Linked DNA regions of Homo sapiens: all the other regions are linked to region 3. A link is a loop called in an ENCODE intact Hi-C map of the cell type or tissue named here. Cell type or tissue: K562. All regions are shown on one strand.

Region 1 (2,500 bases), 740 kb after region 3:
TACCTTTATACCGTGAAATACTACAAAGCCATTAAAATGTATATATGAATACACACTACAGACATACAGACATACACACACATACAGGTGAGGAAAAGGGTGCAGGTAAAGAAACTAAGTTACAAAACAACTTGCATGTTATCCCTTTTTTGTAACACTGGATGTATGCTTCAATGTAAAGAGAAGATAAATTCACCAAAATATTAACTATGGTGATCATCTCAGAGTGGTGGAATTACAGAATTTTTTTTGAGACTGAGTCTTGCTCTATCGCCCAGGCTGGAATGCAGTGGCATGATCTCGGCTCACTGCAACCTCCGTCTCCCAGGTTCAAGCAATTCTCCTGCCTCAGCCTCCTGAGTAGCTGGGATTACAGGCGCGCACTACCACGCCCGGCTAATTTTTGTATGTTTTAGTAGAGACAGGGTTTCACGATGTTGGCTGGGCTGGTCTCAAATTCCTGACCTCAAGTGATCTGCCCGCCTTGGCCTCCTAAATTGCTGCAATTACAGGCATGAGCCACTGCGCCTGGCCAAGGAATTACAGATTTTTAAAAAATTATTTACAGTTTTCTGTATTGCAGTGGTTCTCAACTTAGTACATTAACAACCTATGAAAAATCTGAATGCTCAGCCCACTCTAGACAAATTAAGTCAGAACTACTGGAAGTGAACCCAGGTTCTAGTAATTTTTTAAATTACCCAGATGATTCAATGTGCAATCAAGCTTGAGAATGAGTATATTGTTTGAATGCTTTACAATCAGTGATCATGTTATAAAGCAGAAAGAAGGGAGAGCCAGAAGAAGTTATCTTCATTTTGCTAATTTATGTGCAGTGTGCATGTGTGTATACTGTGTATGCAGTGTGCATGTGTGGCGGTTGCAGACAAACTAAGGCTAAAGCTGGTAAAAATCCAAAGGAACACAGTAAAGTCACCTAGTTGATCATGAAATCTGGTCAGAAAAACCTGGCTTTGTTTCTTTGTTCTAATACTTCCTGGCTATGTGACCTTAAGCAGCTCACTTCACCTGTTTGAATGTCCATTTTCTTTTCTAGTAAGAGTAAAAGGGAAATTCTATTCCCATAGAATTGTAGGATTCAGTGTCATATTGCATGAACAAGGGCTATGTAAGTTGCTAGTTATAATATGTGGTGGAGTAAAGAAGTAGAAAAGAAAGCAGGAGAAATAACTGAGCACTGAAAGACAAAATATTAACATTCCAGGAATGTTAATATTTTTTGTTTCTCCTGAATGCTTTATTTCCCTAACAAACATAGTTGCTGAGGGCCCGCTTTGCACCAGACACCATTTTAAGGGATAGAAGAGAAAACCTAATGACAGTCTGATTGCCGTCAAGAGGCTCACATGTGAAAGGGAATGAGGAGCTGCAACAAATAGCACAATGCGGTAAGTACTGTAAAGACGTGTGCCCAAGGCAGTAAGAGGCGCCAGTGCCTCTTTCAGAGAAGGGGAGGCAAGACTTGTGAAGCCTACAGAGAGCTAAGATCAGGAAATACTGGCTACATGCTTTGTTCTCTAGGGGGAGCTCAAGGCTTTCTCCTTTGATATCTGAATGGAATCAGTACTTCCAGTGAGAAGGGTGTATGTAGATAGATAAGTTGAACTGTGTTAGGATAAATGCTCCAATGCCACTTGATCTTGGAGTTCTTTCTTGTTAGGTATTTTCTATTGAATGGCGTCTTCCTTTGCTCCCGTGAAGCTGGTTCTATGGAAAGACATTGGGTTATCCCTCCCAGTTAAAAATGTTGCTCCCTCCACTTAGAAGACTAAGGAAGAACCAGAGTGAAGGAAGCCCCATGGGCAGGAAGAGGACTCATTTGGGCTCAAGACATTCAGTCCAACCTAGCTCACAAGGATGGATGAGATCATGATTCGGGACCATAACTTGTCACTTGTGCACATACTCTAAACGGTGGCGTTTTTCAAGGTATTGAAAGGAGGTGGCAGGATAGGATTAAGAAATTTGATCCAGACAGGCTTATCAAATTCACTACAACCAACAGATGGTTCTAGATTTTTTTTTTTTCATTAATGTTTCATGACTATGTGCTCTCGATTTGAAGTTTCAAGGTCCTCTTGAAGTTTTTTTTGTTTGTTTTTTTAGACAGGGTCTTGCTCTGTCACCCAGTGCAGTGGTGTGATCATCATGGCTCAATGCAGCCTCTTACTCCTGGGCTCAAGTGATCCTCCCACTTCAGCCTCCCAAAGCATTGGGATTACAAGCATGAGCCACACACACCTGGCTCAGAGTCCTCTTGAATCTGGCAAAAACTTGATTTGGAATTTTCTAAAATTTCTCTTATTTGTTGTAGCAACTGTATTTCATGGGAAGATATTTCTCTGATAGATCGATGCTCTTCTTTTTTATCTCTTTGTATCACCTATAAATGCTCCCATTTGCACACTCTTAAAGAAGTAAGCTTAGGATAGTTTCTTTTTTTTTTTTTTTTAGACGGAGTCTCGCTCTGTCGCCCAGG
Region 2 (2,500 bases), 820 kb after region 3:
ATCATCCAGATATTAAGCCTAGTTCTCGTTAGTTGTTTTTCCTGATCCTCTCCCTCCTCCCACCCTTCACTAGGCCCTGGTTTGTGTTGCTCCTCTCTCTCTCTCTCTGTGTCCATGTGTTCTCATCACTTAGCTCCTACTTATAAGTGAGTACGTGCGGTTGTCTGTTCCTGTGTTAGTTTGCTAAGGATAATGGCCTTCAGCTGCATCCATGTCCCTGCAAATGACATGATGTCATTCTTTTTTTATAGCTGCATGGTGTCTCTCGGCTTTTTTTTTTTTTTTTCTTGAAATGGAGTTTCACTCTTTTTGCCCAGGCTGGAGTGCAATGGTGTGATCTCGGCTCACTGCAACCTTTGCCTCCTGGGTTCAAGTGATTCTCCTGCCTCAGCCTCCCGAGTAGCTGGAATTACAGGCGACCACCACCATGCCCAGCTAATTTTGTATTTTTAGTAGGGACAGGGTTTCACCATGTTGGCCAGGCTGGTCTTGAACTCCTGACATCAGGTGATCCGCCCGCCTTGGCCTCCCAAAGTGCTGGGATTACAGGCATAAGCCACCGCGCCCGGCCTTCTCTCAGCTTTTTAAGAGAGCATTAAACTAAATGGGGCTCCTCTGACAATTTGTGACTACCAATTAGCTCTCACGTTTCCATAGACTGTTAGGACACCTTGTCCTCACTCTTTAAAAAAGGCAGACCTGGCTCTAGCTCCCCTGAGTAAGCCACCTCCCTGGTCCCCAGAAATTACAAAGTAAGAGGGCTGAGTATGATGTAGTATAGTGGGCCAGGTGATCTGGGGAGAAGGAGGCAGGGGTATGGAAATGAAGGAGAAAGGTGTGGCGAGGGTGAATGGTAGGAGAAGGGAAAGGTGAGGACAAGAGGAGGGGGCTCGTTTTTGTAGGACACTCCCAGGTGGACCTGGACATCATTACCTAGAGCAGTGTTCCTTAAATGTGCCCAGATAGGAAGCATAATTACAAAAGTAAGAACTTGCATTTTCAGAGAGCTTTCCCCCGGAAATTCTGATTCAGCAAGTCTAGAGCAAGGGCTATGGTATCTAAATGTTTCTGTTTAACGAGTGATACCATGCTAAGTAAAATACAACTTGTTTAAAATAAGGGAGTTCCTGAATTATGTCTGGCATACAATCCAATCCAGATTTCATGGAATATTGGAATGCCTGGAGATATAACAATCTTAGAACAAAACATTTGTAAAGCAGTGTAGAAAAAAACAATAAACAAAAATCCAAAATATCTTAATTTTGTCCATTTTGAGAGCATTAAGCCTACCCTCAGTAGTTGTCCAAGTTTCTAAGAGTTAGGGTGAAGACAGGACATGACTGATGCGCAGTACTGTGCAACCAAAGCTTTAGAAAGGGAACTGGGTAAAGAGGCGTGTCGCCTTATGCCACCTTGTGGCAGAATTGGGTAGTTAATGAAGACCGGCTGGAGGTCGAATGACTTGGGTCCTTCAACAAATACTCATTAAGTCATCATTTGAAAAAAAAAATCACTTAAAATCTGAGTCTGTTTTCTCCTTTTAAAAAAGATTACTATTTGCTTAAATTATGTTTTTGATACAAGCAATGAGACTTTAAAAGTGAAATAAAATATTAAGTATTCTTTTTATCATTGCTAATGCTGTTTTCCCATTTATAAGTGAGGGAAAAACTTATTTTTCCAGGGATATTCCTTTTTCTCTTGATTAAGATGGTGAACAGAAGGTGGCTGGTCAGAAATGAATGGGGAATGCATTCAATGAGAGAGATCTCTGCCATCCTCCTCTTCATCTATTCTATTTTCCCAATTCGCTAGAGTGAGACAGGCTACTTTGAAGATGTCAGATGGCTGACTGAGGTGCTCAGAAAAGACAGATCTCACCAGTAGCTGCAGAATATGGTTACCTACTATGATGGTTAATTTTATGTGTCAATTTCGCTGGGCCACTGTGCCCAAATAGTTGGTGAAACATTATTCTGGATGATTCTGTGAAGGTGTTTTTGTTTGTTTGTTTGTTTGTTTGTTTTTTTGGATGAGATTAATATTTAAATTGGTAGACTAAAGCAGATTACCCTCCAAAATGTAGGTAGGCCTCATCCAATCAGTTGAGAGCCTTAATAGAACAAAGACTAACCTCCCCTGAGCAAGAATGAATTCTGCCAGCAGACTGCCTTTAGACTTAAACTGCAAATCTTTCCTGGGGCTCCAGGTTGCAAACCTGCCTTGTAGATTTTGGTTTATCCAGCCACCACAATCCTGTGAACCAATTCCTTATAATGTCCCTCTCTCTCTTTCTCAAATCTCTTTCTACACACACACACACACACACACACACACACACACACACACACACAGAGTTGATTTTATTTTCTGGAGAGCTGTGACACCTGTGAAGGTGTTAGATAACTGGAACTTTTGAGAAAGACATATATCCCAGTTGCTAGAGAATATGGTTACCTACATGGTGAGAATTGAAAGGTACTAGAAAAGTCTGCTC
Region 3 (2,500 bases):
CATTTTAAAAACCATCAGAACTCGTGAGACCCACTCACTCTCACGAGAACAGCATTGAAAAGACCTACCCCCATGATTCAATCATCTCCCACTGGGTCCTTCCCACAACAAGTGGGAATTATGGGAGCTACAAGATGAGATTTGGGTGGGGACACAGAGCCAAACCATATCACTATTACACGAGTCAGAATATCCTTGTCTATATAGTGAAAATGTAATACTTGTCTCCCTTCTTCAGAAAAAGGCAGTGTAGCCCAATGGTTGAGAGAAATGATTTCTGTAGTCATATGGGCCAGTGTTCAAGTCTTAGCTCTGCAACTTAATACAGTGTGACTCTGGGAAATTTCCTTAATCTTTCTGAGGCTCAGTTTCCTCATCTAGACAATGGAGAAAATAATAATACTTATAGGGTTGTTATGAAGATGAAATCCAGCCATTATTTTATGTGCTTAGTATAATACTGGGCATATTGTGTGTTTCCTCAACTAACTGTGGCATATTTATGCATCTACAGGTACATATTTGTGAAGATCAAATAAAATATACACAAAATTGGTTTATAAGTGATAAAGAGCTATTCAGATGTGCTGGCATCATTAGCTGAGCATTCTAGTATATTTTTTGAGCCCAGACTTTGAGTTAAAACCTCCTGGGGACCTGAATAAAGCAACCATTGAGCCACTAGATCCACAGGAAGGCCTACCCTTTTCCACCCTCTGTCTCTGGCCCCAATACCACCCTCCATCTACTGTGCAGCCACTGTATTCTAGGCCCTGTGCTTTGCCTTCCTTGTTATTAACCCCCACAACAGTCCTTCAAGATAGATATGATAATTCATGTTTTGTAGATGAAACGGAGCTTAGCTCTTTTAAGTAACTTGTTTTATCATTGTATAGCTCTTACATTAGGGAATTAAGGTGAAAACACAAGTTGCTCTGGTGTTAAAGTACATGCATTTTTCACCGTACCATGTCTTCAAACAACAGTGGCAAACCAGACCGACTTGTACTTTGTCCTGGATCTGACGCTCCCACACCCTAGCAACTCTAGGTACGTTGGCTTACCACTAGAGGATAGGTTTCTTCATACATGAAATGACAGTAGCAAGACCTACCCTATAGGAATTTGTAAGTATTAAACAGAAAAGCATATAGTCAGTGATAATAAAGAATATTTCTTCATATTTTGTCTTCTGGTACTTTCCATCTCCCAAGGGTTGCTGGAGAGCCGCTCCTCCTTCCCTAGGCCAGCAGGGGGCAGTAGAGACCATAAAGGATCTGACCCAACCAGGAGGATCTCCTTAACCAACTGCCTCTGGGATCCTCCACCACTGTCTGGAATCTGAATTCGATCAGGTCCTTGGTAGTCTCTGATTCTGGCTCTTGGAATAGAAAAGAAGGAAAAACCTGTTATACACAATAACAGACACAGCTATCACAACAATAGTAATCCTTAGTGCTTGCGTTAAGACTCCAAATAGAAAGTTTTTATATTATACAGGAAGCGATTCACGTTGGCCCGGGGTTAGCAGTTTCATTAACCTCATGAAGACGTTAATATCATTAGGAAGGCAGAAAGAGAAAACCTTCAACTCCTCCATTAGACCCAATTACAGAGCGCTGCTGCACAAAGGAGGCTGCTGCCGAGCTTGTCTGTGCTCAGGCTCGCAGCCGCAGTGATCCCATTAGATTGCCACTCACTGAAGTCATTAAAGCAGCCTCATTTGTGGTAAGAAACCATCATTCCCGAAATAGGTTGCTTTCAAGAAATGAATATGGGTAAGTGATAATGATGACAAATTAACACAAGATGATAAAGTAAATGCAAATGCAGGCTGGGCCAAACATTGATAGATGGAGCTGGGGGTGGTATATCCCAGTTGCTCTATTTGTGCTTGATTTCTTACAACAACACTATGAGATCGCATTATTTAAGTTTTTATTCTGATTTATCTGGCTCTGCTCCCACTTGCTGTCATGAACCCCTGCAAAGTCCTCTCTATGTTTTTCTGATAGTTCTCAAAGGCAGCAGCAGTGCAGAGCATGTCATGTGTATGACGAAGAAGTACGACCAGTTTCCACATGGTGTGCATGGTTTTATTCCCTTTCTCCTGATCTCAGGTGCCCATATACAGGGGTCAGTTACTCCCACTGGCCACGGTCCCCTCTGCTCTGTAAGGTGGCTGTTGCTTCTGCTGGTTATTTCTGTGGATGCTCTCCAGCTCTGGAGGTGCCAAACCTGTGGTGGTTTATGTGCAAGTGTGTGTGTGTGTGTGTGTGAGAGAGAGAGAATGTGTGTGTGTGTGTGTGTGCATGTGTGTGTGTGTGAAGGTATGCCTCTTCCTTTTTTTTTTTTTTGAGATGGAGTTTTGCTCTGTCGCCCAGGCTGGAGTGCAGTGGTGTGATCTTGGCTCACTGCAACCTCTGCCTCCCAGGTTCAAGTGATTCTCCTGCCTCAGCCTCCTGAGTAGCTGAGATTAGAGGCGCATGCCTCCACATCC

What was found. A loop is a pair of places that touch in the nucleus more often than their neighbours do. Peaks named below come from ENCODE experiments on the same cell type or tissue, not always from the same donor. Only the 100,000 strongest peaks of a DNase experiment are listed, where the experiment ranks them.
Region 1: it touches region 3 in a loop (6-fold over the local background); 3 of 110 quality-filtered maps call a loop at or near these places.
Region 2: a loop joins it to region 3, with 4 times the contacts of the local background. A loop is called at or near these places in 7 of 110 quality-filtered maps.

The regions. Positions count from the first base shown.
Region 1 is chr9:101,457,662-101,460,161 of GRCh38, forward strand. It overlaps LOC105376184 (a long non-coding RNA gene), which reads left to right. Exons shown (of 4, transcript XR_001746862.2): 4 at 1,280-1,428. Among named protein-coding and RNA genes, the nearest start is that of TMEM246-AS1, 9.5 kb to the right of the region's middle. In K562, a CTCF peak has its summit at 1,543 (motif pointing right); a DNase peak (open chromatin) is centred at 1,540.
Region 2 is chr9:101,528,884-101,531,383 of GRCh38, forward strand. It overlaps a transcript of PGAP4 not described here. Among named protein-coding and RNA genes, the nearest start is that of RNF20, 3.7 kb to the right of the region's middle. In K562, a CTCF peak has its summit at 1,415 (motif pointing left); a DNase peak (open chromatin) is centred at 1,418.
Region 3 is chr9:100,713,552-100,716,051 of GRCh38, forward strand. No RefSeq gene overlaps it. Among named protein-coding and RNA genes, the nearest start is that of CAVIN4, 140 kb to the left of the region's middle. In K562, a CTCF peak has its summit at 1,251 (motif pointing right); a DNase peak (open chromatin) is centred at 1,280.